Regions from separate parts of the Homo sapiens genome. Here region 2 is linked to region 1. A link is a loop called in an ENCODE intact Hi-C map of the cell type or tissue named here. Cell type or tissue: dorsolateral prefrontal cortex. All regions are shown on one strand. Each heading gives the region's core, and the rest is flanking DNA. Links, peaks and the distances in the headings are about the cores only. Region 1 overlaps LOC440982 (a long non-coding RNA gene). Region 2 holds the start of LOC440982 (a long non-coding RNA gene).

Evidence for each region. Peaks named below come from ENCODE experiments on the same cell type or tissue, not always from the same donor. Only the 100,000 strongest peaks of a DNase experiment are listed, where the experiment ranks them.
Region 2: a loop joins it to region 1, with 3 times the contacts of the local background. A loop is called at or near these places in 2 of 110 quality-filtered maps.

The regions. Positions count from the first base shown.
Region 1 is chr3:147,503,783-147,519,548 of GRCh38, forward strand. It overlaps LOC440982 (a long non-coding RNA gene), which reads left to right. Exons shown (of 3, transcript NR_121655.1): 2 at 4,159-4,270; 3 at 5,813-6,128. Among named protein-coding and RNA genes, the nearest start is that of ZIC1, 100 kb to the left of the region's middle. In dorsolateral prefrontal cortex, for the core only: no CTCF peak of the experiment used is centred there; no DNase peak of the experiment used is centred there.
Region 2 is chr3:147,413,283-147,429,048 of GRCh38, forward strand. It overlaps ZIC1 (Zic family zinc finger 1), which reads left to right. Exons shown (of 3, transcript NM_003412.4): 3 at 72-3,437. The coding sequence ends at 269. It overlaps LOC440982 (a long non-coding RNA gene), which reads left to right and starts at 8,045. Exons shown (of 3, transcript NR_121655.1): 1 at 8,045-8,277. RefSeq lists enhancers at 1-575, 5,866-6,015, 6,954-7,882. In dorsolateral prefrontal cortex, for the core only: CTCF peaks have their summits at 2,770 and 5,922; a DNase peak (open chromatin) is centred at 5,979; H3K4me3 peaks cover 5,284 bases; H3K27ac peaks cover 7,882 bases; H3K27me3 peaks cover 5,955 bases.

The DNA.
Region 1 (15,766 bases), core at 3,921-11,920:
TCACTATTATTCCACTCTACAAAAGGAACTTTGGAGGACAAGGGCCATTTCTTGTTATCTCTGTGGCCTCAATGATACAATGTAGACACCTACTAAATGCTTGTTAAAAAAAAAATTAACAAGGCAATTTCATCACTAAGGCAATACATAGCATAGGAGCCTCTAAGAGTTTTACTTTCTTCAAATTTAAAAAGCAGCATCAATAACAGGGGAAAACAACAAATAAATAGCTCTTGTTATTTTTATTTTAAAAGATCAGTAGAGTTTTATTTTGATTACAAGACTTGATCTTCAAAATTAAGTAAAAGTGTATTTGTATCTTCCTATGGAATGATGAAAGTGAAGGTCAGTCCCTACTGTTGGTAATTTATTTTATGGTTATGTGTCTACAGGTACATAAGAAGTAGAACATACTCAAAATGCTTTGTAAAGTTTACACATATTTGATTCTTGCAGCTCAAAGTGAAGAAGTGGTCTAGATATAAATGTAGGTGACTTGAATATAAAATATTGCTATTATATAATTTTGTATATCAGATATTAGAAAAAACAAGAATGTGATTATTTATGTAATAGGTTCAACTTCAGTAGTTACACAGCAATTTACTGAGTACAGAGTAAAAAAGTATTTAGTCCACAATTTCTATTAATTAAGAGTAGAAGATGATTTTTAGTAGAAGCTCCTTATATATTGTATGGTACAAGTCTAAAATTCTCAGAGTTAAAGAGAGGAGCTTTATGAACATGTGCTTATTCTGTTTCTCTTATTTTTTCTGGGAGAACGCTTAGTTCATTCTATGGAATTAAGGCCACCCCTGAAGTAATCTCTCTCAGAATTATGTGCTGCTTCAGGTATCCCAGTGAAAGAGGTCTCTCACAGTTCTAATATTTTTGATAAATTCATATATAGACCAAAATGTGAATGTGACATTATTTTAAATTCCCCAAATTATCTGATCTAATCTTAGTGTTCCAAGTGTAAATCTGAAGGGAAATTAAATCGTATTTTGTTGAAAGATAGTATTGTAGAGACTTACTATAAGGCTCTAGAAGTTACCTGTCTGTCATGAAAGATTTGTTTTTATGGGACTGAATGATATATTGTAGATTTCATAGAAAACTCTATGTTTTCAAATTTTTGATGTCCCAAATTTAATTTCACTAACTGATACCCATGGAGTGTTCATACTGAATTGATATGGGGAGAGATAACCGGCAGTGAAGAGGTGAACAATAATCTAGTTGCTCCAGGCATCTGTGATTTTTCCTACTTCTATATTATTTCAGGTGCTCTACATTTTGCTTTTAAAATAACCGTTTTAATTCTATTGATTTCTCTACATCTCTGCTTGTACCAGCTACCATCTTCTGTCACTTGGACTGCATGCTGACTTCCCTGCCTCTAGCCTCCCACTTTAAATGCCCTGACATTCATTCTCCGTACAGGAGCCAGTATTTTTTTATAGTGTAAGCCAAATTATGTCTCTCCTTCTTTAAAAGGCTTTCAAGGCTTTATTTATAATTGCCCAAACTGAAAATAATACAAATGTTCATCAACTAGTGAATGAATAAACAAATTATAATAATTCGTACAATAGAATTCTTTCAGCAATCATGAGCTGTTACATACCAGAACATCGGTGAGTCTGAAAGGCATTATGCTAATTAAGAGAAGCAAGACACAAAACCTACAAGATTCCATTTATTCCATTTACATGACATTTTGGAAAAACTATAGGGACAAAATCAGACCAGTAGTTGCTAGGGGGTGGTGGATGCAAGAGAACTTTTTGGTGTGAGGTAAATGATCTATTTCTTGATTGTGACAGTTGCACATCTTTATACATTTATCTATAATCATCAGTTTTACATGCAAAGAGTGAATTTTAATACATTCATATATGATGTGACATATTTGTATGTATCTGTCTCTGTCACACACATATACACACACACACTCTCTCTCTCTCACACACACACAAACACAAACACACATATATGTATAAAGAGAGTTCCAATCCTATAGAATGCGTTGTATCCCCCTAGAAATAAAAATAGGAAAGTAAACACATTTTCATAAAGTGCCTCCCTTTAACTCCAAGAATTTTGCACATGTATTGTAGGCTGTGAGGAGCTTCTGCCCCAAATTATGTACATGAGGTACATTATACCCCAATAAATGTGACTTAAGCATCAAAAAGCATTCAATGGCCTTCCTGTACTTAGACTGAAGCTCCATAGCCCTAACTGTGGTCTAGGAGGCCCCTTGTGAACTTGCGTCTGCCTGCCCTTCACCTGTTTTCTCCCACTACCTCTCATTGTTCTAGATCATTTAGTAAGTTTTCTTAGATGTTTGATATTTAACTTTCGAAACAATAATTAGCATTCAAAAGTAACATTTAATATTTGTTGAGGATTTAAAATGTGAAATTATATATCAATAATTCCTTGAAATGATACCTATATTTTCTCTTAAAAATTAAAATTCTTATCTACAAACTGTCTATATCTGTCATAATAGGCATCTTGATTTTTTGTTCATGGAAAGCGAAGAGAAGATTCAGTAATTTTAAATATCAGAGGGGTTGTTCAACTTAGACAACAGCTAGTTATTTTCTGTCAGTTGAACATAATATAGGATGAACTTATACTATATTAATTAATTACACAAATGATTTTTTATATCTATTATGTAACAGGACACATAAAGGGGGCATTTTCACTTTATAAATATACAAGGATTGAATTTTATTAAGTAATACGCTCTTCTATTTTATTTACAAATATAATTTAACATATAAGCCATCACAGTCATGTGCTTCAAGATATGTTTTGGCCAACTATGGACTGCATGTATGACAGTGGTCCCATAAGATTTTAGTGCTGTATTTTTACTGTATCTTTTCTATGTTTAGATACACAGATACTTACCTTTGGGTTGCAATTACCTGTGGTATCCAGTACAGTAACATGCTGTACAGGTTTGTTGCCTAGGAGCAATAGGCTATACTAAATAGCCTAGGTGTGTAAGCTACACCAGCTACATTTATATGAGTATATGCTATACTATGTTTGTACCAGGAGGAAATTGCCTAATGACACATTTTTTAGAATATATATCTGTAGTTAAGTGACACGTGATTGTACATATATTTCAGAAATATGCAATACAACTTCTTGTGTATTGAATGTGAGTCAATGCACAAATATATAGCAAGTACAATTTATAATGGGAGAGAGACTGAATATAGAAAACACACACACCCACAAAAAATTTATTCAATTCTAAGAAAAATACAGTTTTCTAAAAGTGGGAACATATAAAAGTAAAAATTTAGTTAACATATGTCTAAATTAGATTTACAAAGCTTCTATAAATGCATTAAAATAGATTCATATCAATCATTAAAATATCTCAAAAAAACTGATCATATATATTATCTGATAGTGTACCACATCACATTGGTCACCTTTACATACTATGCCTCCCAGGAGTATTTCAGAACTGGACAAAATTTTCAACTCATGTGAGAATTAGCAAAATACAAATTGAGCCCATAATGGTGTTATGGAATTTTAATTTTCAAAAATGTTCAGTTGGCTATTTCCTTCCCTCCCTCCCTCCCTCCCTCCCTCCCTTCCTTTCTTCCTTCCTTCCCTCCTTCCTTCCTTCCTTCCTTCCTTCCCTCCCTCCCTTCTTTCCTTCCCTCCCTTCTTCCCTCCCTCCCCCCAATTCTCACTCTTCTTTACCCTTCCGTTTTTTCTTACGCTCACTTATTACAGTCACTGTAAGAGGTTTTCAGTTTATGGCTCTAGGATATCTTCAATTCACCTGAAATTTTTGCTATTCTGCATGAATATAGTAAATATACAGACCACTGGCTAGCCTTAGTCCCAGAATTTACTTCTTTTCTCTTAGTTAATTTCCTTTTCAGTTCCAGGAACAGGAAAACATTACTCAGGGAACATCTTGTGCAATGATGCCACATCCATCACTTAATAAGAGCTTGTTTTCAACTTTCTGAACCAGCGGGGTGACCTTATGTTCCCAAGAGAGGGCCTAAAATGCACTGGGCAAAGCTCTACCTCTTGAAATGGCTGTTTGGTGTTACAGATGTTCAGGTGACTGACTGATGGTTTCCTCCCTCTGTATGACAGCTCCTGGGAAGCTCTAGGATGTGACTTTAAGCTGGAAAGACTCTCAGGAGCTAGGTTTGATATGGCACAATCTCAAGGCATCGCTAAGTCTGAAGTTCTTCCAGCAGGTCTGGTGAGTTCTGAAACTTTCCTGGCAAACCCATCTACTCTGACAGCACAAACAGAGAAATAAAAATAAGGGAAATATCAAAGTTAAGGCCTTCCTGGGTGTAGTATAACATACTGGTTAAAAGCTGTAGTTCTGAGGTTGAGATTGTTTGGGTACAATTCCTCATTCCACCACTGCTGGCTGCACAATCAGGGCATCAATTTTCTCATTTACGGTAATAAGAATATAATGATGAAAATAATAATAATACTTACATTCAATGGAATTACCATGAAGATTAAATTAAATTAACACAGCCTAGCACAAAATAAACATTAACTAAATGTTATCTGTTAGTATTGTTGTTATTGCTATTATACTGTTATTCTAAGCCTCAGCAGATAATTTGGCCACAACTGAGTAACTACTAGGGATTTTCTTGTATTATCAATTATACAAATAATTTATGGAACAGTTGTGATAAATATATACCTAAGGAGGCTGGGCATAGTGGCTCAAGCCTGTAATCCTGGTACTTTGGGCGGCTGAAGGAGGAGGATTGCTTGAGGCCAGGATTTCAAGACCAGCCAGGGCAACACAGAGAGACTTTGTCTCTACAAAAAATTTAAAAATTAGCTGGGTATTGTGGCACACACCTGCAGTCCTTGCTACCAGAGAGGATCACTTTAGCCCAGGAGTTTGCAGCTACAGTGAGCCATGATTATGCCACTGCACTCCAGTCCAGAAGACAGAGCGAGATCCTGTCTCTAAAAAAAAACAGAGTAAGAAGTTAAGAAAATTATTTTAAAATACATGTGGTTGCTAGAATTTAAAATATTCATCACCAGTTTGTATGGAGACAGGAAAATGTTGTGTCTTGAGTCAATTTTTATTAAGTTTTGTGCAAAAACATCTCATTTTCTTGGTTTTATAATTAGATAAAATATTCAAGGGCACAAAAATATTACTTAAAGGAGGAGGCGGCTTAAGAAGTAAGCCAATATATATTATATTTTCCTAGGATAATTTTCTGTAGGAAATTAGATTAGATGAGAAAAATAAAATTTCAGATTTCACTTGGCATTTTGTAACCCTGCTTACACAAAAGGTTAAAAACAAACAAAAATTTTACTTATCTCTTTTTATTGCACATACTTTCTCTGGTAAATTCTATGCCAGATGTAGGAAGCAAATTATTAAAAATACAACTTCCAGCAAATAAAGAGGCAATTATTGCTATACTGTTTTAATATAAAATCTGAGATAACTTTTCAATGAAAAATATTTATCATTTTTATATCTATTTCCTCATCTTCCTCTTTTTCTTTATTATTATTATGGTATTATCGCTGTAATTCATAGAAATGACACATTGCTAAATGGCAGTGAACACTGAACAAAGGTAAGACAAAATTAATTTATGCAGGAAAATGAGCTAGAAAAGCAGAAAGATCCTTTTCTACATAGTAAATACATTATTTGTAGAAATCATTTTTACTTGCTAAGTATTTCCAGGCATGCAAATAACTGTTATTCTCAACTGTCTTTTCTATGTCTTGGCCAAAGTAAACCACAAAGGACAAGCAGCTCAGAGATTAGCGAATGCGTCTCAGCTGTCCTAGAAAAGTGCTGTCAGCAAGTCTGAAGAGTTTCCCAGAAGCCCTGAAAGGACGCAATAGCATCATTTAGCAGAAAGAAACAGCCCTGGATTAATGTTCTTTTGGGATTCATCTTCTGGCTTTGTGATTTTGGGCAAGTTACTTATCTTCCTCCATTTATTCACATATATAATGAGAGGAGTAGTACCTACCTTACAAACTTTTCTGTGAGAAGCAAAAAAAATAAAAATAAAAAATAAAAAATAAAATTGTTAAATATTTGCTATGTGTAAAATGCTTATTCCTTTAAAGTTTTCATGTCAGTTAAAACATGTTATTGGCTTGAATCCTGACTCAAGAACGGAAATAGTAATTGTGTCTGCCATTCAGGGTGACACAGTTATTTCCACTGGTTCAGGGTGGTGGGGTGGGAGCTACTAGATAGAACAGGTGGGGCAATTCTTGATACATTTTCGTGTTTTTTGTTACTACTAATCCACCAACTCTTGTTTTCACTCAGAAGCAGATAAAATGGACATATTTATTATAGACTGAAAAATGATAAATGAGATTAATTTTAAAAATAAAATGAAAAGGAGAATAATTGTTTATAAATGTATGATTTATAAGTTCTGAATGTATAATTTATAAGTTCTGCATGTATGCATAATAAAATCATTTAAATTACAGGAGTATTAACTGAGTGAAGTAATTCTGATCATTTAGATTTATGTGTTCCTTGGACAGTCTTAAATGAAAACAAAACGTGATGGCTTTAGAGAATTTGACTTTGACTGGAAATGTTTTTAATTGGAGAGTATTTTGCATTAGCTGATGGAGTTAATTTCCCTAAGATCTTCAATAACTTGTGCATGTAGCACTAGCTAGTTGGAATCTGAGAATTCAGGGACATTCTTTATTATCTTAAGTAAAAAAATTGTGTTTGATGATATATGTAAAATATGCAAGCTCATATACTCTTTAAGATGGGATGAAAAAGAATAGTTCTATTGTACATTAGAATAACTGGGTTTTCTGATATAGTACTTCCCAGATGTTAGCAGCTGCAATGAAGATAACAAAATCAAGCACAATAAAGTATTTCTTGGGTCAAGTTGGAGAAACACAAGATTAATCAAAACTCTAAAATGATGCTTTCATTGCAGCATTTCTCAGAATCTTTACTATACCAAGGTGTATTGAGAATCTTTAAGGATGTTGGCAATATGTTCGCTGTGTTTTCTAATATTTGATCATCAAATCATTTTCTTAAGACGTTATTGTTAGGAATATATTTTGGAAAGTACTGGGTTGGAAGATCACTATGTTTTCTTGTCTTCATTTTTTAAATTAGGGAAAACAAAATTCATACAAATTCTAAGATGGCATATGAGTTTAGAATTTTCCACCACATATTCACCTTGTTTGATCAATTCTATTGGGGGCATTCTTGTATAGCTACCTTACAATGCAATTTCTAATGATAAGAGATTGTGGCTCCTGGCTTTTCTCTTTCTTCCTTCTAGCATTTTAAAAGTGTGGTTATCCCATATGTTAGGTCCAGAAAAATGTTGTGTTTTCCTCTGAGAATATCTGATCTTGATAATGGAGAACTAGACCAAAGTGGCATCTGGGATTTTTAAAAAAACTTTATTATACTTTAAGCTCTGGGGTACATGTGCAGAACATGCAGGTTTGTTACATAGGTATACACGTGCCATGGTGATTTGCTGCACTCATTAACCTGTCATCTATATTAGGTATTTCTCCTAATGCTATCCCTCCCCCTGTCTCCCACCCCTGGACAGGCCCTGGTGTGTGATGTTCCCCTCCCTGTGTCCATGTGTTCTCATTGTTCAACTTCCACTTATGAGTGAGAACATGCAGTGTTTGGTTTTCTGTTCTTGTGTTAGTTTGCCGAGAATGATGGTTTCCAACTTTACCCATGTCCCTGCAAAGGACATAAAATCATCTTTTTTTATGGGCATCTGAGATTTAAAGCATGAAGACAAAGAGAAGACACTCTAAATGAGTCAATTTCCACAAGAACTATCTTGGAACTTTGAAATACAATTTTAGAGACAGAATTTTAGAGACATCAATAAAATTGAGTCTGTAGTAAGTGATAATTATTATCATGTGTTCTATTCATCGTGTCCCAGGAAGTAGGGAAACAATAGAAAAAGAAAATCTCAGTTGAGAATTATGTTTTTGTTCTTTGTTGTTTTTGTTTTTCAACATTGATGCTACTGTCATTTTGGACCAGATAATTCTTTGTTGTGAAGGACTGTCCTGTGCACTGTAGTGTTTAGCCACATCCCTAGCCTGTACCCTCACCAGTATGGGGGCAAAACCACCCTGCATTGAGAATTATTGATCTAATCCTTTCCTATAATATTTTCTCCCTTTGGCACTCAAAGATGAGTATAGAAAATTCAAGGGCATTGTATTATGTATGTTCATGTGATTATACAATAAAACTACAAATAATTTCAGGAAGAATAACAATTGTGTAGTGGGTTTTTAAAATCATTTTTCTGAGTCTCAGTCTAGAAGTATGGGATCACTTTCTAATCTCCTATTAGCTGACCTAGCTGACTTACTTTTTTATCCTTGTGCCCTGACTGATTGTCATTTCTATTTAAAAGGATATTAGCAAAACTTTCACTTTTGCCTTAAAATGTTTAAGAAGAAAATTATTAAAACCGTGATTTAGAATTTCTCCTGGTTGGTATAATCTTTCAGGTATCAACAAACACTATTTTTTTAAATAAAACAAGTAGTTGCCAAATACGTTGTTTAAAACTATAAGCTAAATTGAAGGGGATGGCATACAATCCCCCATCTATTTATATTTTGACATTCTGTTGGGCTATACATTTTACACTTATCTCTCTCTCTCTGTCTCTTTCTCTCTCTCTCTCTCAATAGTTTCTTTTTATTTAAAAAATATTTGAGACTGTTACAAAACTAGGAATGAGGCAGTTTCTGATAGGTTAGAAAACATTGTCTGAAAATAAGCTGCTTGTTTACTGGTGCAATCAAGAGTAAAAATGTGAATTACAAGATTGTTATTTTAATTTTTTTTCCATTTTTAGTCTCCAGGACTGAATATTCACTTCTAGAAAGGAACATGGTAAAAATTTAAAATTTGTATCAACTTCTACTAGATTTGAGTAACTCCTTAAAGGGGAAAATAAATAAATAAATAAAAAGATAAAGCTTGTTTATTCTGATAACCAATTAGATTGTCAAAGCATAATCCATGATGTACTTGGAATAATTTAACATTCTGACATAATATCTTCTCTACAAGAAATGTCCAAATACATGTTTTCTAATTTAAAATACTCTAATTACAGAATAGGTAGAAGTGTGAGCCCTAAAGAAATCTATATCTTAGTTTAATAGCCAGAATATTATTTTCTTTTTGTTTTCCAAAGTTTTTTTTTGTGTACAGAGTTTAATATGAAATACATTCACCACCCAGTGTTCTTAGTGCTTATAATAGTATTGAATAATAAAAAGCTTAAAGTCCATTTTAAAATTTTACATATGATTACATTTAAGTTAATCTTCTTTATTTGTTTTCGTTTTATAAAAAGGTACTCTGCTACTTCTGTCAGATTACATTAGAGGATTTAGGTGACATTCTTGTACCAGGGAAACTACAAACACTTCTACAGGCTATGTATTTATATAGCCACAATAGGCATAATCCTATTTTTATGAAGAACAAACATAATTGACTTAAAATAAAAATACCTTCCTGAAATCACCTATTCTATTCCATTTTGTCCAATTTTTAAAAAATATCCTAAAAGCTTGATTCAAAAATTTAAATCAGATAAATAAGCACAATCCCTTGCCAAAGGTCAAAAAGATTGCCGTAAAAATCCAAACAGAATATCAATTGGGACCTGACAAAGCAAAAGAAGTAGACGATTCAAATGAATTTCTTTTTGAATACACATTTGCTCATCTTTGCTCAAGGGTCAAAAACTGAGAATTATTCTGGAATAGAAATGGTGACTATATGACCTGTTGTTTAAAGTGTGTTTCTAAACTGGCTTATAATTACCAAATTAATCTTGGAATATATTAAAAACCTATTTGCACAAACTATGTACAAGTGAAAAAGGGAGCAGAGCACTTTACCTGTATTGATACAAAGGACTGCATAACAAGTATTTGTTTTTGTAGCTATTGTGGCTTTGGGAACAAATAAATAAAAACAGCGGGAAACACAAATATGGAGTCAGTGCAACTGGAGGTTGTCAGGGAGCAGTATGGTGGCTTTAGGAGCTGAATTCTGCTTGAAATAAGCTTTGTCTCAGTATGCGTAAGAGGCTTTGGCGCTCTATCAGACCTCTAGGGCAACCGCTCAGCAGGACAGGGATTAACCGGTGGTTTACTATAGTCTGTGCTTCCCAATTCATAGTAAACTTGCCTCCTTGTCATACTCTTACATTAACTCACTAGGTACTAACTTTTCCATCTATCTATCTATATATTTTTTTTCTAGGAATTTAGACCTTTTGGCAAAAATAGAGTAGCAGATGTTAATTCAGAATCTAAAAAGTAAGTTAATAAACATAATTGAGAAGACACCAAACGTTTGACATCTATAGATAGCAAAAAAGAATAACGATGGGTAATTTTGCAAGCCGAGTTATTCCCATTTTCTGAAATTGATGTTTCCTTTTTATCGGTGGCCCTACCGAAAATGTCCTAAGCACAAATTGCTGTATTTTAATATAACTGCTATTCACTCAAAGTTCCAAATATATTTCTATTCTAACAATGCGATGCTTTTTCTTTTCTTTTCTTTTCTTTTCTTTCTTGAGGCTTGACAGGGTTAATTCCATTTAGCTGTGGGAAGACTATGCTGTGGTGGAAACCCCATGGTTATTCCAAGCGCATGACCATCAAAGAGCCAGATTAGCTGAACGAGGAGCGAAAGGAAACTGTGCACTTCCTGTCTCTTAATAAAGCTAAGATTACAGAAGTATTTAATAACCATTGTGGGTTTTAATAGGAAATTGTAAGAACACTTTTGGTAATTCACTCAATCTATAGTTACCCTTGAAGACTGTTTTTGTTTAAGCTAGTTTAAATATCTAAAAAGTGTTGTAAAATCAGGATCGTATTACGCATAGGACTGCTAAGTAATCAACTATAAAGACATTAGAAGTTCTTTTTGGATATCTCATTTGCATGGAGAAGAGTGAGTTGCACCACGGCTAACGAAAACAACAGCAATTGTTTTATAAGCATTGTGAAGGCAATAAAATGTGGATTCCTTATGTAGGTCCAAATGTAGCAGCTGGATTTGGCTTTATGAACCATGAAAAATAGTTCCCATCTGGAAGTTGATGTTGAGTAAAGATGCAACAGTAAGACAGCATTTTACATGAAACATTTTATACATGTCTAGCCCAATCATTGGTACTTTCTGGTTCTAAAAGGAAAATAATAATTGAGGGTCAGTGTGTTTAATATTAAATACCCAAAGTGTTCTTAATCCTAGTGTGGGTACTTATTTTGTGCATTGAAAACCAGCTAGGCAACACAAAATTATTTTTAAATTTTATTAATAAATAATTAGCACTGAGTAGTAATTATACAATTACAGACATAGTTACTCATAGTTACTTATTCTCAAGTTAAACATTCCATTGGTAATGGTGATAAATTATTTACTGAAAGACATATGCTAACATGTGCAATACACTTTGTCATTATGCAGCATATTACAAAATATTAATTTTTTCTTTGTATTCTTTATCACGCCTCCCATATAACAAATATTTCACATGTAATGAATGAAGTTACATATGAACTAGTCCTTCTGAGGTTATTTTACTATCACCCTGCTTACAGGGAGGCATATACTCAAATACGAAATAAACATATATCTGTAAATCTAATTTTAGAAGATTTAGATAACGCTTTTCAACATATTTCAATCTCTCCCTGAATGTATTATGTAAATTGGTGAAAATTATTGTGTAGTGCCAACTTTTTTAGTATATGTTTTGCATTTAGCAAGAGAAGACATAATTTGCCCCCCTTTTGCAATTCTGGCCATATTAAAATTGAGAGGTTGAGCAGGTAATAAGAAGGTTGACAGTATTTATAGGCTGTAATGGACATTGCATCACTTGATAAAGGTTGATCCAAGTTTTAAAGATTTAAACTCAAAAAAGCTATTGTTTAGGTTTATGCACATTGGTGTGTTATTTAAAACAGACAAAGATTTTAAGTTACTGGTCTTAGTTCTTTTCTTTTTTAAAAAACTTTAATTTTGAGTTACTAAATAATTACAGATAAAACAAAGCCAGCTTTAGTATATCTGCAAATAAAAAAATTCTTTGTAGTATATTTTGAGGTACAGTGAAAATGAAATAAAGTAAGAAAGGATAGAGGCAAAATAAAAAGTATAAATCTATTAAAATTTATTATAATGACACCATTTATTAGATAATTTTTTTCTAAACTTTCGTTTTTTTCTTAAACACTTATTTCTAAATTTATCTGTCAGCAAGGAAGCTCAGATATTGAATTGTTATTATGTTTTAAAGTAATTTTTCTTCATGTGAAAATTCCACATTATGATTACCTTATTCAAATATTTCATGTTTTCGCACTTGTTGTCTATCAGAATGAGTTGAGGGTGGAGAAGATAAAAAGTACCTCTATTTATCTATTAATTTAATTAATTTATTTATTTTGAGACGGAGTCTCGCTCTGTCACCAGGTTGGAGTGCAGTGGTGAGATCTCAGTTCACTACAACCTTCACCTCCCTGGTTGAAGTAATTCTCCTGCCTCAGCCTCCCGAGTAGCTGGGAGTACAGGCGCCTGCCACTGCACCCTGCTAATTTTTGTATTTTTAGTAGAGACGGGGTTTCACCATGTTTGCCAGGCTGGTCTCGATTTCTTGACCTCTTGATCCGTCCGCCTCCGCCTTCCAAAGTGCTGGGATTACAGGCGTAAGCCACCGCGCCCGGCCGATGAAAAGTCTTTAGTATAGTGCGTAGTCTATAAAGGCTCAATAAGTAGTAGCAATTAAGACCGAATAATGAAGAATCTTTCTTTTGTAGTATAATTTTGTTTAGGATGTTTATTGTTAATTATTATAAGAACAACAATGTTCAGAAAGTTAAAGAAATTTTAAAAAACCCAAACTAGATTAATAATTGGGATGTGTAATGTGTATTATGAATTCTATCTATGTAAGGATAAAAAAACAAACTACCAGAGACTTTATACTATGTTTTATTTTGATAACTATTCAAAACACTGATTTGTTAGGTTGATTTTCAGCTTTTTGCTAAACAGAAAGCTTTACAGCTTAAAATTTGTAGAATACAAAATTGGATATCAGACTCCTTAAAATTGTATGATTAAAATATGAGGGATGAATGAATATCAGTAGAAAAATATTCTTGGTTTTCAAATATAATTACGAATAAATTCTTTTTAAAAATGGAAAGAGAAAAATTCCTTCCCCATTTGTTTTCTTGTTTTTTAAAATTTTACTTTCCAGAATTTTATTACCTAAGCCTCTGCAGAGGTGGGCCAAATGTTTCATACTCAGTCTTTTCTCTCTAAACCAACCTTGAAGATGCAGCTAATATTGTACTATTCCATAAATAATACCATTTACTAATTCTTCCCCTACAAATCCTCTCATCTTTGGACTTGGAGAACTGGGATTACCTTAGAAATTCACTGAGTAATCATTCATATATGTATATATATACATACATACATACATATATGTGACATATGTGTAGTTTTATATTTGTATTTATGGTCTTCTACTCCTTAGATAATCCATACAAGTATAATTGGCATCTCTAAGTACATTATACCTTTCTTAAAACCAAGCACTATATTTTAACAATTCGATAGCTCATAACTCATAACTTTGTACATGATGGGCAGACAACAAATATCTGTTGATTCTATATCCTTTTGTTTTGTTTTGTTTTGTTTTTTTGAGACAGAGTTTCGCTGTTGTTGCCCAGGCTGGAGTGCAATGGCAAGATCTCGTCTCACTGCAGCCTCCGCCTCCCGGGTTCAAGCGATTCTCCTGCCTCAGCCTCCCGAGTAGCTGGGATTATAGGCATGTGCCACCACGCCCGGCTAATTTTGTATTTTTAGTAGAGACGGGATTTCTCCATGTTGGTCAGACTGGTCTCAAACTCCCGGCCTCAGGTGATCCGCCCATCTCGCCTCCCAAAGTGCTGGGATTACAGGTGTGAGCCACCGCGCCTGGCTCTATATCCTTGATGAAACATTGCATCAGTGATTTTTCCTCTTGATGGACATTTGGCAATGTTTGGAAACATTTTTGGTTTACACAATACTGGATGGAGTGGGGGCATTGAGGGTGGTGTTACTGGCATCGGGGGAAGAGGCCAGGGTTGCTACTAAACATTCTACAATGCACAGGACACTTGTTTCCTTGCTGTACTCTTATGCGACCTCACTAGTGTTTTAATTTTGAATCTTTACAATGGATAGTGCACCTTCAATGATTAGGAGAGACACAAGATGGAAATTTAGATTTCGTTACTTACAGGTCCTGGGCGGCACACAGCACACTTGGAAGACACACACACACACACACACACACACACACACACACACACACACACGAGAGAGAGAGAGAGAGAGAAAGAGAGAGAGAGAGATTAGGGAGTGTGTGGAGAGACAGAGAAACCTGTGGGCCTACACCTTTATTGGGTCCGGGGCATTATCCAAACAGGTTTTCCACAGGGAGTTTTAATTGATAGGTTTGAAACAAGGAGGTACAAGTTTCAGGAGGTTCTGCCGTGACTGAAAAGCAGTCTCTATGGCATTTCTGCGTAGTCCATGCGGGGTGTGAGAATCAGCGGGACCACTCATGTAGGCTGCATATAGTTGTTTCAAAGCGAGGTGATCACCAAGAGGAAGTTGCATAAGGCAGATATCTGCATCAAACACATTGAGAAACTGGGAGGAGGTATGGAATTGAAAACTGTGTCAAGGGTGACTGAGCCCTGCTTCTGTTATGAGAAAGTCCAAGTTATAGTGAAAGTGGGTGTCGAGACAACATAAAACTGTAAGAATTCACTATAATTAGGCATTAACTTTTCCATCTATTTTTTGCTACTGAGATTTTAGGGGGTTTTTTTTGACAAAAAAAGAATCATGAAAAAGAGTAGATTCTAAGACAAGAAACAATTATACAGGCAAAAGTTTTAATAATGCCACATTTAAGAAGCCCTGCATTACATCAAAGTCCATCATCACCCAGTTAAACAATAAAAATCCCAAAAGAAGTTTTGATGGGAAAACAGAACATCTTTATAAAAATCTTAATAATACAATTTTTGTCCAAAATTCTACTTAATTTCTCACTGAATGTAAATTGTAGGCACTTTTTCCTTATAAAAATTCTATTACCTTTTTTCCTTAAATATTTATTTAATGAGCATACTTATTATGCAGATTTTTAACTATTTTGCCAAGTAGTGTCTTTTCAGGTTTGAAAACAGACAGGTAGGAAGAAAAACACAATAGAAAACTCACAGAAATTATATATGTTTTCACTAGAAAACAAACCCCTGAAATTGATGCAATTCCTTAATTTTGCATATCTCAGAAACGTGATTTTAACATTTTATATTCAAATATTTTATCCACTTTTACTCCAGCCTGAGTTCTATACCTCTCTCTACAATATCTTATCTCCTTTACAAATACATAGCAAAAATTCCATTAAATTCAATTGCATTTTGCCAGCTATAACTTTCAGAAAGGCAAGTTCACTATTTTTTTTTCTAAAGAATTACAACGTATCATGGGAAGGGAGTGTGAGGTCCATCTAAGGACAGTGGTTGGTTGAGATTTCAAAGTGTAGTTTTGAAG
Region 2 (15,766 bases), core at 2,243-10,242, 92 kb before region 1:
GGCCTTCGCCTCTCTAGTCGGCCGCCGCACTGGCTCTTTATGTCCGTAAAAACGCGACTTTATTCCTGCAGGTCCACGAATCCTCCTCGCAGGGCTCGCAGCCTTCGCCGGCCGCCAGCTCTGGCTACGAATCCTCCACGCCTCCCACCATCGTGTCTCCCTCCACAGACAACCCGACCACAAGCTCCTTATCGCCCTCCTCCTCCGCAGTCCACCACACAGCCGGCCACAGTGCGCTCTCTTCCAATTTTAACGAATGGTACGTTTAAAATCAGAAACAAAACATCGAACAAAACCCTATTTAAGAGACTGATCACACACGTATACACAACATTACTGAAAGAACCCTGCGAATCAAAACAACCCCCACACAGACCCCGCAATCCTTTTTTAAAAAATCTGCCAATAGACCCAGGACGAGTAAGAGAGGAAGCATCAACCTTTTAAAAATTTCCTTTCGCTTTCATTATTTTTCTTTTTTTGGCAAAGGCTTGGTACCCAAGGTGCGGTAGGGGGTCGAGGGGGAGGAGGCCACCTGACCAAATGCCGCCAACCCCGAGGGCCAGTTTCTTGTCGAATTGGTACGGGCTCTCTGGGGCTTCGGCTTCTTTTTTTCTTTGTTTTCTTGTAAATACAGAATTATTAGCTTAAAACTGTACTGTTGAATTCTGTAAATAGTTATATCTCGGTTGGAGCGGGTGGGTGGGATTGTGGCGTTGTGGTCTTTGCATTGGGGGAGGGGGGAGGGACCGGATGGGCGGGGGGAGGGGGAGGGGGAGGGGTGGGCGGCCGAAAGCCAACTGTTTGTACTGAATGGCAAGAATGTTCTAGTAAATGTGTACCAAAATGTGAATTACTTTGTACGATTACAGTCTCCACGTCGACCTAACCCAATATTATTGGTATTAATGTGCTTTTTTTGTATAAAGTGCAAACATTTCGTCCCAAAGTCTAAGTACTTTAGTGCAGTAAAATGTTGTTTCATGTCCTGTCAAGAATTCGTATAGTACGAGCCTGGATCTGCGTGTCAAACTGTTCCATTTGTTTATGTAAAGTGATATTAAAAAAGATATAAACTATAACTGTCCGTTACTTTTGGCAAAAGATACAACCACATAATGTATATAATTCCTAGTTTCCATATTTATCCGCATGTAAAGGGCCGGTTTATCCATGTTACAGCTCTTCAATATTTATGGCTAGAAGAACTCGTATGTACACTTTAGTTTCCAGAACTGTTTGGTAACCTTTCGTACCTTATTAAAGATTCTTAAATCTCCGTGATTGTGGTAGGAATTTCTTCTTCACCCACCAGCAACCTGCTGCCTCTTCTGCCAGTCTTAAAGGGTCTCCAGAAAAGCTCTCCAGTCTCCCTTGCCTTCCCTTTCTGTCACTGCAGGTCGTATAAACGTGATAAATGAATGCTACCCTGCTGGCTCTCCGAGAGAGTGTAATTAGTATTTATATCAAAATTTATGAAACAAATTTTCGGCCGCAGTATAATTTAAATGACCTTTGCAGATGTAGAATAACAACCATAAAAATAACAGGAATAGATTGCACAGGCGACATCAATATTAATGTAGACGAATTGTCAGAAGCTCAGGGGCTCGCTCTGCAACATTGCAAATGAACTTGCAGCCGAGGGTTCCGCTGCCCCCTAGATTAAATTCCCCGGGCTGAAACTGAGTTGCAGATTTACAATATCATATTTTAAATTGCTGTCTTCAATTAAACCATTTATGACCATAACTAATTTTCAGGATGTCGATGCATGCTTTTCCAGGCCTTCCTTCTTTGTACAAAAGTAAATGTCCATAAAGCGTTTCACTTATATTCTTCAAACATGATGCTAATTTAAATTAATTACTTCCTATGATATGTTATTATTCCTATGATTTTGCCACTGTTATTAGTTCTCTCAAAAATACATCTAGGGAAGAGGATTATTTTAAGTAATTTGATTATCTTTCTATCTCTTTTATTTATTTCTCATTTACTTAAGAAATTCGTTCCATTGGTTGGCATTGATACAGTAAATTTGTAAATGAGGAGACAATATAAAAAATCTAAATTACTTGTGCTTAATGACTGTAGCAGAATGCCTTTTCTCTAAATCAGATTGTCTTTCTTGCAGTTTAGTTTGATAGATTTGCAAGCTATGCTGCTTCCATGAAGTTAGCTGCGCTGGTAGGAACGCAGGCTTCTTTGTCTCTGGTTGTAGCTTGCATGATCGCCCCATTAGGCAGACAACGTAGCCGGAGATCACAAATCAGGCCCTTGGCTGTAGTTGCTAGTGTGTGGAGGTGCAGAGCAGGTGGCAGAAACTGACCTCACTGGGCAAGGGTGGCCATGGACCTGATTCTTTAATGCACTCTATGTGTTCAGGAAGCCACAGGCCATATTTGACTCTGAGAAAGAAAACAAGAGGAAAAACCCCACAAAGTATAACAACCCCTTAAGATACATCTATTTTAAAGTGAAATTAATTTTTCAGTTTATACCATTGGCCAATTACAAGATAAAAATGTTCAATTTCTTTAAGAATCCTTTGTTGACTTGTCTTTTCATCTCTTGCTATTTATATTTGTCACTGTTTCAACAAAGTCTTATTTGCTGAGGAAGGACTTTGCTGCACTTACTGTACCACATCAAACACTGGGGAGGGTGGTGTTTAACTTTTTAAAAAATGTTATTCTGATTATAACAATAATATTGGCTTTTTTCATGAAAAGAGCGCCACCTTGCAAGGTTTAGTGAGATTTATGGAAGTTGAATACCTAAGCAGGAATTGCTGCTAGCTCCAAAAATTTGCGAAGCAAAAGCTAGCCCCAATTGGTTTGGAAGTTTGAAACTGATTAACAGATTTGCATTTGAAGTGACTCCAGACATTAGGTCCAGACATTAGTTAAAAATAGAAAGAGGAATAAAGACATCTCTTCTCTCTAGAAAAGATAACACCACAATTAATAATCCTTCCCACTTTCATTGAGATCAGCTTGTCTGATAACCTGATATGAGTGTGATAATGATAAACATGATAATAGTGGTACTTTTGTAATTTTGCTGGTGCATTTAAGAAGATAGTAAATGATGAGTTCATCTTTTCTTCGAACATTCCTATTCCTAGATGTAGTTTACCTCAAATTGGGAATTATAACTGTCTAATTTTTGTTGTGTACCTGATGCCCCTTTTGCTTTAATACCACAGTGTAACAATTAAATATCACACTATGACATATGATTTAAGTAGGATATTTTAAAGATAAATTTTAGGGGTAAATGTTTACTTCAAAATGACTCCATATTTCAAATATCTGTTTAGACTGTGAAGGCCAAATAATTTTTAAGAAAACATTTGAAGAGTAGTGTGTTTGCATTTGTGAATAATCTTACTCACAGCAAGTAAACGTAATAAAAGCCAACATTTAAGCCAACCCTCCTGTGCATTCTCTTTTCCAACACCTATCACAAAGAAAAAGTCATTAATGATGTAGGTGGCCTAAAATAATCCTTCGAAGTTAAATGTAGTCTATTATTTTGCTGGTACCTTTAATATCTGCTTCTTGAGATGTATTCTTCATACTTTTTTTCATGGGCTATTAGGTTTTGAAATACATAAATGTGAACAGCAAAATATATTGTTAGACTCTCTTTAGCAGGAGCTGAAGATGCTGCAAATAGCTGTTTCCTGTGTGTAGCTTTAGATTCTGACTTAGGTAGAATGCTGTCCTGGTTCATTTTGCAATTGCATTGTATTCTGAATACTATCAAATGATTAGAACAGCTAACAAGTTATTAAAAAGTTATGTTGTGTCAACAGAAAATGCCTGAGTACAAGCAATCATATTTGAGAAATGAAGAGAAATGAGTTGTGGTATGTGTGTGTGTGCATTTGTAGAGCAAGCATATAAATATACAAGCACCATTTATATGGGGGCTAAGTAATTTCAAACATTTCAGATCCTTTGTTTTCTTCTTCAAAAGCTACCCCCAACTGCTTTAAGCGTTTGCAGCTGATGATTTTGATTTTTTAAAGTCAAGCATTCAAGTTAACCTTTAAAAAGCAAACCACCTCCAAAAGAAAGATGTAACCTTTCAATTGCCCCATCTGCTTATCTTTTTTTTTTCTTTCTTTCTTATTTTTTTTTTTTCCTGACAATGAAAGTAGCACTAACCTTCTTTGCTGATAGGCCTGGCATTTAGATGCTTTTATTGTGAAGTTTTCTCAGAACTTTTAAAGGGCTGGCCAGAGAATTATACCCTCAAGTACCTCACCTAGCCCCAAAAGCTTCCAGAAGTTTTCTTTTTGAGGCCAACATTAAATCAGTGTCTAGGACCCCTTGTGAGTCGGTGCTGTTGGAGTTGTTACCTGAGCATACTGCTTTTCAGGAAGTGAGTTGGAGAAGGCCCTAGACCTTAAAGAGAAGATTTAGTTTAAGATGTTATGAGGAGTTACTGCAGGTGGTCTGGCACACTCAAAATAAAGGAACTTGTGCCCTTGGCTGTGGACTAGATATAAAGACATCAGCTCTTACACATTCCCAAGTTACATTTCTTTTCTTTTTCCAACTTATAATACCGATTACAAATTTATCTCCTCCTCTCTAGGTACAGAGTTCTGGCTTCCTTGTAGCATCAAGTGTAGTTCTTAGAATCATGTGTTCGTATTTGTGGGGAAAAGCATTTTCATAAAGATAGTCACAGTTGATATCAACTGTTTTAGAATTATTGAAAATAGTGTTGGCAATGGAAAGATTGATCTTGTCTGTGCCGTCAAGCCGCTAAAGGTACAAGTTAGCCACGATAGTCTCTCTTTCGGCTTTTAACCACACTGTCCATCCTCTGTAATATGTACCATTTAAACTAGTTAGATATAGAAAGTAAGATTATTATGGGTAACCATATAGCAATTTTTAAAAAATGATAAGCACTATTTTGGGGCAAGAAATACAAAAAATGTTAACTTCTTATGTCACATTCAATCCTTTTCCTTAAAGTTTATTGCAAATACAATGGTGTAATAGGTGCAAAATATGAATAATGTTCTCCTTAAATCTATGCAAGGCTGGTTTGCTCCAGAGTCCCTTCCTTAGCAAGAGGAAACACATCAGGCCAAACCAGAGGCTATTTTTACTGTGGAAGCTGGGATCTGTCATCAGTTACTAAAGTTGATATCCACTTTAGAGTGAAGAACTAAAACAGTGTGAAGTTTCCAACTGATGTTATATACCAAAGGTGAGTTTTTAAAAAATCGGGTTTAGCTATCTAGAGTGGAAATATCACTTGGCAGTGAAGATGCCACAGACTGACATTGTGTCAACTGTCCACAATACTTTGGCTGCCTCTGATGGTTGTCAGACATCTCTGTAAGCATATCCAGGAAAATCCACCGGTTGTGAAAGTTACGCAGTGACATTTTCACCTATGGCACACACAAGAATCAACTATTGAGCGTGGGTATAAACATATTGGAATCACATCTTTAAAAACAACAATAGCAAGCAAACCCAAGCCGTCCGACCTTAGCAAACTTTAAAAAATTGTTATTTTACGTCTTTCTTTTGTGTAACAATGTCCATGAAGTTACAGTAAGCGGGAACACAAACGGTGAGAGAAGCTCGCATCGCGATTCCTTTTTAAACATTTTCCATTCATCCGCGAAAATGCTAGCCTCTGACTAAGAAAACTGAAAGTTGTGGAGAAAGGACAGGGGTGGGATGGAGTGCGTAAAGGGAAATTTTTGCATTGGTGGATTTATTGAAAGCATGGAAACAGTCTTCGGGGGTAGGTGTAGGGGGTGCAACAGCGAGACTTCCCCACAACACCTCCACCGAAGGCTGGGTCGTCAGCGTTTGAGGGACCCTCCCGCCACCCCGCAGCCTGGCGGGGCGCTTTCCAAATCGTCGCGGCAGGCTCTGGCCGGGCAGGGCGAGATGTGCGCATGCGCGGCCTGTGGCCCGAGGTTCCACGTGCTGATGAATATGCATGAGACTCCCCCGCCCTCGCGGGCTAGAGAGAGAACCAAGCAGAGGCTCCGGCCTGTGAAAGTCGCTGGCTAGGCTCCCAAAATAGTGCGGCGGGGTAGCTGCACGTGTTTGTTTTCAAACCGCGCTGGTTTAAGTGAGTTCACACTGCGGAGCCGACAGCAGAGGGTAGAGCAACCTGGGGCTGCTGCCATTGGAACGGCGAGTTGAGCGGGCCTGTCAGGGCCTCTCCGCCGAGGGCCGGGGGCTGCATGGTGCTCGAGCCCCAGCCGGCCACACCCCAGTGCATCGGGTGGCTGGGCTTCCAGTTTACACCGGGCCTACCAGGGAGGCCTTCTTCTCTTATCCTTTCCCAAGCCCGAGCTGCCGCCCCGGCTGTTCTCATATCCCTAGCCCCTCGGAGAAGACTTAGCCTACCCCTAGTCAGAGCTCAGGCCCCAGGTGACCGGGCAGCGGCTTGGGGGAGGTTCCCTAGGCCCTTCCCTCATCCCTTGCCCAGATCCAAGTCTGGGTGCCGGCTTGTCTTTGTCTTTCCGCCTCTCTCTCCCACTCTTTTCTCCTACTTCCTCTTGCTCTCTGGCATTTCCCCAGCCTCCCACCGCCCCATTTGAGATACTAGGAGCCATTTGCTTGAATGACTGTTCTAGGGTTTCCACTTGACCCTTTGCAAATAATACCAGTCAGCTTGCCTGTCTTGGAGTTGAAATGGTCCTGTTAAATCCAAACGTGCTTAGGTAGCGCAAACGTCGGGACTGGTGGAGGAACTGCCCTGGCCTAGAGACCAGAAAGGGTAGGGTTTGGTGAGAGACACCTGGGTTCAGTCGCTGGATTATTGCTTTCCTCTCTAGTGAAGTCCTTGGGGATCTGCATGGTATTTTGTGGCCAATGTGCTGACATTTCCAGAGTGAGCGTATAATCTTTCTAGGTGGAGTGGCCAACGCTTGTAAACAAAGGGGAGGGGCAACAGAGGGTCCCTGGGTCACTCTAACCTCTGACCGACTAACATCTACAGCCTTTGGGTGTTTTAGTAAGAATCCTGGGTCCCATAACATCAGAAGTGGTTGCCGACAGATTCCAATCCTACTCTAGATTTTTACTTTCATTTGAACAGGTAGACCCACTTTGTGGAGCTTATCATTTCATTTCCCTCACTGGGAACAGGATGCCTAGGTCAGTGCCGGGCTCACACTGCAGTCTATCCCAGGGCCAGTTCCATCTGTGCCAGTTTTGGAATACCGGGACCACAGTATCAGTTCACCCGACAACTACCACTCCCCAAGCCTTCAGCGTGGAACCTGAGGACGCAGGGAGGGAGGCTTTGGAAATGTTCCTGCCAGGACAGTGCCTTTTTTCCTACCCAAACTCCCGAGTCTCCGAGCTCAATAACGCAAGGATGGCTGAAGAGCGTCTGCTCCATGTCTCTTTGCCGGACTCAACGACCCTCACCCACTGCCACCGAGTGCTAGGCCCACAGAGGCCTGGCAGAAGCCACTCACCCCTCACTACTCATGACTAGGAAGAAAGTGGCCGGGGCATGAGGGTTCGAGTTCTGTCCTAGGTCCCGGAAGCCAGGGCTCCCAGCGTCTAGTCAGGGGCGCAGAAACCCTCGTTCCTCCAAACCCCCGCCACAGGGACCACTCCAGAAGAAACCCATTCGTGATTTGGGTCCCTTTGTGTTTGAGTATTGTGGGGAGTGGGCTATCTAGACTCTAAGGACTCCAAGCTAACGATGACCTGTGTGGGCCTTGCTCTGAACAGAAAACTCAAACTCAGCGTGGGTTCCCGCGTCTTCCCCAAAAGGCCAAGGCCCAAAGAACCCTTTTCATTTGGCGAGGGGCTTGAGGAAGGGAGGGGCTGGGGCGGGAGAGGGTCGGGGTCTGCAAGCCAGCGGCCCGGCGCAGCGGACTTGTCCGGCTGCTCAGCTTGGCAGCTAGCGTCCGTGCCGGCAACGCTGTTACCCTCTCCTGGGCTGGAGAGTGGGGACATCCCTTCCCCGCCCCTAGGCGTCCCTGGGGTCGGCGCCAGAGCCCGGGAGCGCCGGAGGCTCTGGCTGGATGGCGGCGAGGAGGGCTCTGAGTCCTCTCCCGGCCAGGCCGAGCTTAGTATGTGGAGGCGGCGGCGGGAGTGCGGGCATGGACCAAGGGAAGGGGGACACCCAAACCGCATTGGTGCCTTCCTTTCCCTCCACTCGCGCCGTAGACCTCCCCAAATTGCCCGTCTCCGGTATGACTGAATCTGTCTGCTGGCCTCTCAGCTACCAACTCTGCCCGAAATCTAGATCCCAGACCTGGTAAGTCGCGTTCCTCCCCTACCCCGCCCCGCCACCTTACTAGCGGACTCTGCCCGCGACAGCGTGCGCGCGCGTGGCCTGAGGCGCGCGCTGAGAAGTTGGGCTGATTTGGAACTGCTGCGCTAGTTCGGCCTCTGCCGCTGGGGTGTATACGTTTATACGCCGTACGCTCCAGGGTAGTCAGGAATGTCGCGGGGCTCCCCAGTGAGGCGGGAGCGAAAAGAGTGCAGGCCCACTCTTCTGGATCCTCTTGGCCCTGTTGACACCAAAGCCATCTTTTAAGAATAAGCTTTCTGCTGGTCTCTAAAAGGGGAAAGGGGCAGCGGGGGAAGAGAATTGTCCCTTTCCCTAAGCAGTTTCTAATCACTAAGGTCTTCAACAAAGTTTACTGGGCGGTTTCCATTTGAATGCTGTGAAATTGTTATTATTACTATTTTAAGTTAAGGTTTCTAAGAGTCACAGCTTCTCAAATATACGTGCCTCTTGAGGATGCTTCGACAATTACCTTGTCCACTAACTGCACTTCCTTCCCACTGGAAAAAATAAACTTAATTTTTCAGTAGTTGCCTTAGGTCACGTCGTTTACATGTCACTAATGTGAAGAAAGAAGTAAATAAAGAAAAACAACCTTGGCATTTCTAGTTGGAGCTCCGTGCGCTTTATTATTGAAATGTGAAAGATGGATTTTGGGGTGGGAGGGGGAGGTAGGGCCCTGGAAGAGGGCTTTTGAACCACGGTGCCCTGTTGCAAGGGGCTGACCTTTGGCTGACACGGCCACGGAGCGGGCAGTTCGTTAACGAGGATTTGATACATTAGACATTCGAGCTGGGCGTGTAAACCTACACTCTCAATCCAGATTTCGCTCAAATTAGTGTTCGAGGAAATGATCTTTCTAAGTCCTGAGGCTTAATCAAGTGTCAGGCAGTCCAATTTCTCCCTGAAAAGGGCAGCGAAGGACACCGGGTAAAAGACACATTCCTAGATCCTTAAAAGCAAAACAAAACAAAGCCCCCCAAATAAAAACGACAACCAACATACAAAACAAAGCAAAACAACAAAACAGAAACATTTTTTGAATAATTCCTAAAATCCTTTAAGTTGCCACTTTGAGGCAATGCTTATAAATAAGGTTAATCACCTCCTTTTAATGAATTCCGTTCTAAGAAATCCTAATACCAGTCAAGGCTGTGAAGACAGTGTCACAGTTACGACAATACTTTTTTTGAGATTCATATGTGTGTGTGTGTGTGTGTGTGTGTTGTGTGTGTCTGTGTGTTTCTGTTTTACTCGCTGGAGATACTAGAGTGTGACAATTTATATCCACCAGGCAGTGTGGCACATGGAAAGGGGATAGTCACAGGTTTTTAAAGCCTTTTGAAAGTAGATGCATCTCTATTTAATTTGGTTCGACTTATTCCCAGACTTTGGAGCTCAGAAAGGGAAGGCAGGCTGGCCACTAAGTCCCTGGTCTGGCGCTCAGCGGCTGAAACTGCAGCGTTTCGGCCTCACAGATGGGGCTGGAGTTGGAGACGTCGCTGCGGCCAGGACTGGGAGGCCACTTGCTTGGCGGGTGAGGCGGCTCACGCGGTATTTATTGACTGGCTCGGGAAACGTGTTCTTTTACTTACTTGTCATTAAAGTTCTAAGTTTTAAAAGCGCATTCCCAGAAAATGCTTTTATTCTCTTTCCCCCAGTAACAGAGCCCGCTAACTGCTTTCAACTGGAGAAGGGGAGAAATTCACTCCTGCACGAGTTCCCAGCTACTCTCTGGTGAAAGCGGGAGGGCGAAGCGAAATTGTGTTCTAGCTCTGAGCTCCGCAGCCCTCCAATGGCTGACTTCCTTCAGCTGCTGTCCTGGGGTGCCGATCGCTGCGGCAGACGCAATTTTCCGCACCTGCGTGTTGTTTTTTGCCGCCGGGTTTTGGCGGAGCCATGCAGGCGCGGTTCCTGGGACCCGAATTTATTCCAAGAGAAAACGCACAAAAATCAGTTGTGGTCTCAAATCTTTATTCAAGGAGTCTCTGCCTCCACTCCCCCCTGTCCTCCGGTTGTAGATGAAAAGGTGGAAAGTTAAACGAGAAAGGCAACCACTATCATGAAAAAAAGATACTCTCAGGATTCTAGGGAAGAGAAATTGTTCCCCAACAGCCTACGTTGAAGAAATCCCAAGAGGATAGGGCCCATGAGAGCTGCAGGATTTTTTCCAGAAGTAGTTCTGTAGACTCAGTCCCAAGCATGCGCCGATGGCTTCCCAAACTCGGGTCCCCCGACTCTTAGTACATGGGCAACTGCGGGTGATTGAACACACTTTTCTGGACGATAGAGGCCAAAGTCCCCCTTGGAAAATCAAACCTTTCCATAATCTTGATAACTCTCCAGTGTGGGAGGGTTGTAAAGGTGAGAAGAATGGAGAAAGAAAAAGCTGGAGAAGGATGGGAGAGTAAGGAAAGAGGGAAGACTGTGGTTAGTTAAGTGCGAGGTCGAGTTCATTTTCCCTCAGTGGCGGGTACCAGCACCAGCTCACGGATGAGAAACTCTCCGGGATTCCCAACTTCCAACTTGTGTCAAGCTAAAGTAGAAACGGTGGGTCCATTTCGTTTAAGGTCCACATTTTTGGAGTCAGTGGAAAACAGTATTACGCTGACCCATATAAGAGTGGAGGGAAGGAAGCACTCACTGTTCATAGACTTGCCCTGTTTCTCCCTGGCCCTTTTTTCTAGAACTTTCAACTCCGTTTTACCCCAGGAGCCTATACCGGGTTTGGGCCTCCAGACTCTGTCGCAGTCTGAGGTGCCTGTGAGTCCCCCGGAGCAGCAAACACTGGCATTCTAACTGCGACAGGACTTTCGAGCGAGTGCGAGGAAAGCCCCTTTCGACAGTTCTGAGGTTTTATCCGACCCTGCCCGGGACTCCCTCCCTGCATGCCCCCGGAGCTCCAGTCCGGGCCACCCGGGGGCTGCTGGGGACCTGACGCAGGCAGCTCCGCCACTGACGTCAGGGGCTGCTGGCGGCTGGAACCCGAGTCCAGGCCACAGGCGCCCGGCGTGGGCATCATTAATTATCAGGCACGAAATGTTGCAAAGAAAGCGCAAGCTATTCTGCTGGCAGCTGATACATATATATATATATCTTTTTCTTCTGGGAGGAGGCAGCGGGAAAGGAAAAGATAAAATTCAATAAGAAACAGTGATTTGGTTTCTTAAAGCATTGTTACTAAGTTCTCACCCTCCTCCCTCCAGGTCTGCCCCTTGGGTCCACTCTTTTGTAGGTATGAGCTCCGCACTTTCCACTTGGTTTGGGGGGATTCCTAGTGGAAGTGCCAATATTTGTTCTTGTGGGAACGGCATTGCTACAATTTCCTTGTAGATTCCAGCACAAGGGGCTGTCAGCCGAGGGGGTATTTGCTTCCTAAAGCTGGATTTATCTTGTTCATATCACCCCTTCCATTTGGTCAGATCCTTAGCCAATATCTGATATTATTATTGTTGTTATTAAGTAAAAAGGAAACAACAACCCCTCCCCATACCGACAAGGCCAAAAGAAATGAACAGTGAAATTCGGCATCAGGAACACAGCCTTTCATTTGTAACAGCAAAAGCATCTTTCCTTTTTTTTCTTTTGTTTTAAAAAGAATTATAATAAGTAGCTTAAAATAGAATTTTAGGCAGCAATAAAGTCTTCAAAATCACATTCGCTCTTGGTTCGAGTTCCAATGCATTTTCAAAATCCTTCTTCTGAGGATCATTGCCGAATAAATACAGGGCAGAGCAGGGTCATTGTGAAGTGAATTCTCTCTTGGGCTCTTCCTTGCAAAGTGAAAAAAAAAATGTCATTCATAACGGAATTCCACAGGTGATACTAAAGTGATTTGCTGGAAAAAGAACAAAGAGAAATTAGAATTAAACTTTAAAACCCACCCAAATTTAGATAATTTTTATATAAGTGGAAACAATGCTCTGCAAATTCTAATGGCTTGAATATTAGCTCATTTGTCATAACTAATTTCCTTGAAATTAACTAACTGAATTAAAAACTCCTCCTGGAAGAACCTGTGTATAAAAATAGAACTCACATGTGTCATTGCATATTGTCAGTAAATAGCAGTTCTTGAAAATATAAGATTATCTTTATAAGTATGCATGTAAATGTATTTGTCAGTATCTACAGGGTCAGAATAAAAAGCTGTTTAGTTATATTTTCTAGGAGGTACAAATATCCAGAAAAGTATGAAAAGTACTTATAGGGCAAACTGTTTAGTGTTTAATAGACAGAAAAATCATGAACTAAATTTTAATTTTCTTTTGGAAATTTCATATCACTGTAGATGGTCTTTTATCCAGAATTATGTTGGTGATGATTTTATTCTTAAATTAGTAATTTATTTTTAACCATTAATTACATGGTAAACACAACACATATATACTTATTTCTCAGAAATGTGTAATAATTATTTTATAAAACATGAGTGAAAAGGAAGCTCATTCTTATATAAAGTATAATCTATTTGTGGTATTTAAATCTTTATGAAGGTGAATTTTAGAAAGCTAAATTGGTCACAATAATACATGTATAAAATTTCATAAACATGCATCAATAAAATCACTCAGGAGTTGGTGTGTTAAGAGTATTAGAAAAAAAGAGATACCTGCACAAATATAAGAACAATGAAAATAAACCTCATTTGGGATAAATAAAAACAAGCAAAAGTTCAGGGTCCAAATTTTTTTCTTTAACAATGATTAACTATTTTTATGGCTTGTAATACTTAGACTTTTATTTTAAATTTCAAACATGTGTGTTAATGAGATTGAAAAATATTTGGAATTGAGGGCAACAGTTAATCAGCATTCAGTAACTTCAGTGCTGTGTTTCTATTTTATATACCACATCTTTCACATACTATAAATCTTTCTTGAGGGCTCTGCTATTTTTGGTACAGCAGGCTGAAATTTATGGGTCTAAGATATATTCCAGACTATGTGTATAACACTTTGGCCAGGAAAAAATCCCAGGAAATCCACTAGATTAAAAAATTCAGCTAATATTATTATAGTTTTCAAATCAATAAATATTTACAGATTTACACCAATAATTAAATGGAAGTGCCAAATTTTAATGTCATTATGTGTGTTTGTCTTCAAATAGGTGATTTGTACAATTTAGACAATATTTTATCAGGGTTATGTGATTTTTGATGATGTTTCAGTTATGATTTCACTCTCTGATCTGGTAAAGTCAGTTGATGTCCTTGGTTCTTAGCTTTTTTACTTGTGAACTTCAGTGCCCTGGACAAGAGGCTTTCTAAATTTTTATACAGTTCTGAGAGGAGTGATTTGGCTTACTGTTGCTTATAGATTTTTTAAAAAAACTTTTAAAGATAGAATTTTATTTGTAAAAACATTTAAATAAGGGTAGTCTACTTAATTGACTTGGGTATAAATGCAGTTAACTGACAAGTCATACTGTAAAACCTCATTGTTAAAATTTTTCTTTTTCTGAGAGTCTTGTTTCAGAAATAAGCACTCTATTAAACAAGGGAAAATACAGAAAACCTACCTTTCTCTCTTAATTTGAAAACAAAATACTGTCATAATGTTTTATTTATATGAATAATAATACATATTTTTCTGAATCGGGGATAGAATGTACCTACAAGATGGAAGCAATGTTAAATTCAATTGTTAAAAGGCGTGCATTTGGTACAGTGTGAAATTTAGGTTCTGGACATTGGTAAATAGATGTGAAATATGTTTGCTATATTCACTGAATGCTATACAAATCCCACTATGTTAAGTAATAAAAATAAGAAGAAAGCATAACAACTCTTCTACATATTCTCATTGCTGGATCAGTGTGAAGAGTGAAATATATTGAGTACATTATTCAACCTACAGGTTCTGCAGCTGTGGCTTGTTACCTATCAGCTGACTGCACCTGAATGGATTAATTGATTGATTAATTAATTAACTCAACAAACATTAAAGACAAATATGACCATTGTTATATAGGCTATGGCATTTCAAAAATAAATTCCAAATACTTTCTTCACTCCAGGAATTTAACAGAAGAGACATATATAATTAAACCATATACAAAGTAAAATATAGTATTTGCCATAAGAGAAGCATGCATAAACTTAGAATTTTTAAACTTTTTGCTTCCCTTTAGAAGATACTGGGTGTTACGTGCTCTTTTAAGTAAGAACAAAATGTATCCCAAACTTCTCCTTCATCCATCCCCTGTTCCCTTCCCCTTTTTGCCTCTTCCTCCTTCTCTTCTCCTCATCCTTGCTCTGGAACCTAAGGCAATATGAAATTTTTAAAAGGTGCTGTGAGCTTGCTGTCTGAATCCTCGCTAGGCCTCTGTCTTTTGGGGGCAGTTTTGTCGGCATACCCATCTGCAGTTAGCTAGCTTGGACTCCCATGATGGGCTTAGGCTCTGTGAGTGCCGGGCCCCAGGGCTGGTCAGAGCATTTTGCTCCCAGGATGTCCACTTCATGGTTGAAGGGTGTCAGATCAAGCAGAGATCAAGTTCTAACAACTCCAGAAAAGGATTTGAAAAAAAAAAGACACTGCTTGGCCATCAGAACACTTAAACTTTGCAGAATAGTACAGTATTCCTCCCCCTTTTATTACTTGTTAGATTTAAATACAGATTTCCTTGTCACTAACAAATAAGCCTTTTCTTACTTTTATTATAGTTTCGTTGTTCATTTTTATTCAGCTTAAAGTATTTACTATAAAAGTGTTGGGATACTGACAAATTTTTCATAAATTTTCAATTTATTCTGCAATATTAAGTCACATTTTTCCTTTCCCTGAGGCTGACTTGTTCTCTGGCAGTATTTTTAAAGAAAATTTTATGTCCTGCTTTTAACATCGATAGTAACCCTCATGAAACCAGGGAATAATTCATGTTCTCTGAAACTGGTTGCATTCAAATTCTATAAATTCCTGTTTTCACTCCTTTGTTGCTGTTCTTTGGTTCAATTGGAGAGTGGTGCAACATACAGCAGTTTGATTAGTACTTGCTAGCTGTTTAGATGAGTGGCTTTGGGCAGGAGCATTTGCAAAGAGTGTTTGAGTACTTTGTTTTGTGTATATTTTGTCATTTTCATGTGATTTATTTTCTCTTTATAAAAAATTTATTCTGAACAATTTTAAACATATACAAATATAGAGAGGAGTATAATAAACCTCTATCATCCAACTTCAACATTTATCAACTTATGGTCAATCTCATTTAGTTTATACTTCCTTTCACTATTCTCCTTCAAGATTATTTTGAAGCACATCCTAGATATTTATATGCAACTATTTATTATTTAACTGATATATAGTTAACAATTGTTACCAAGCAAATGGCTTTCAAAGACAACTAGTATGTTTTCTGAACACTGCCTGGTTTGAGGTTTTGCGTCATTATTCTCACTCCTTTTAACAAAGTGCTGCTTTCGATACCAGAGCCTTTATTAACCACTGGAATCAAG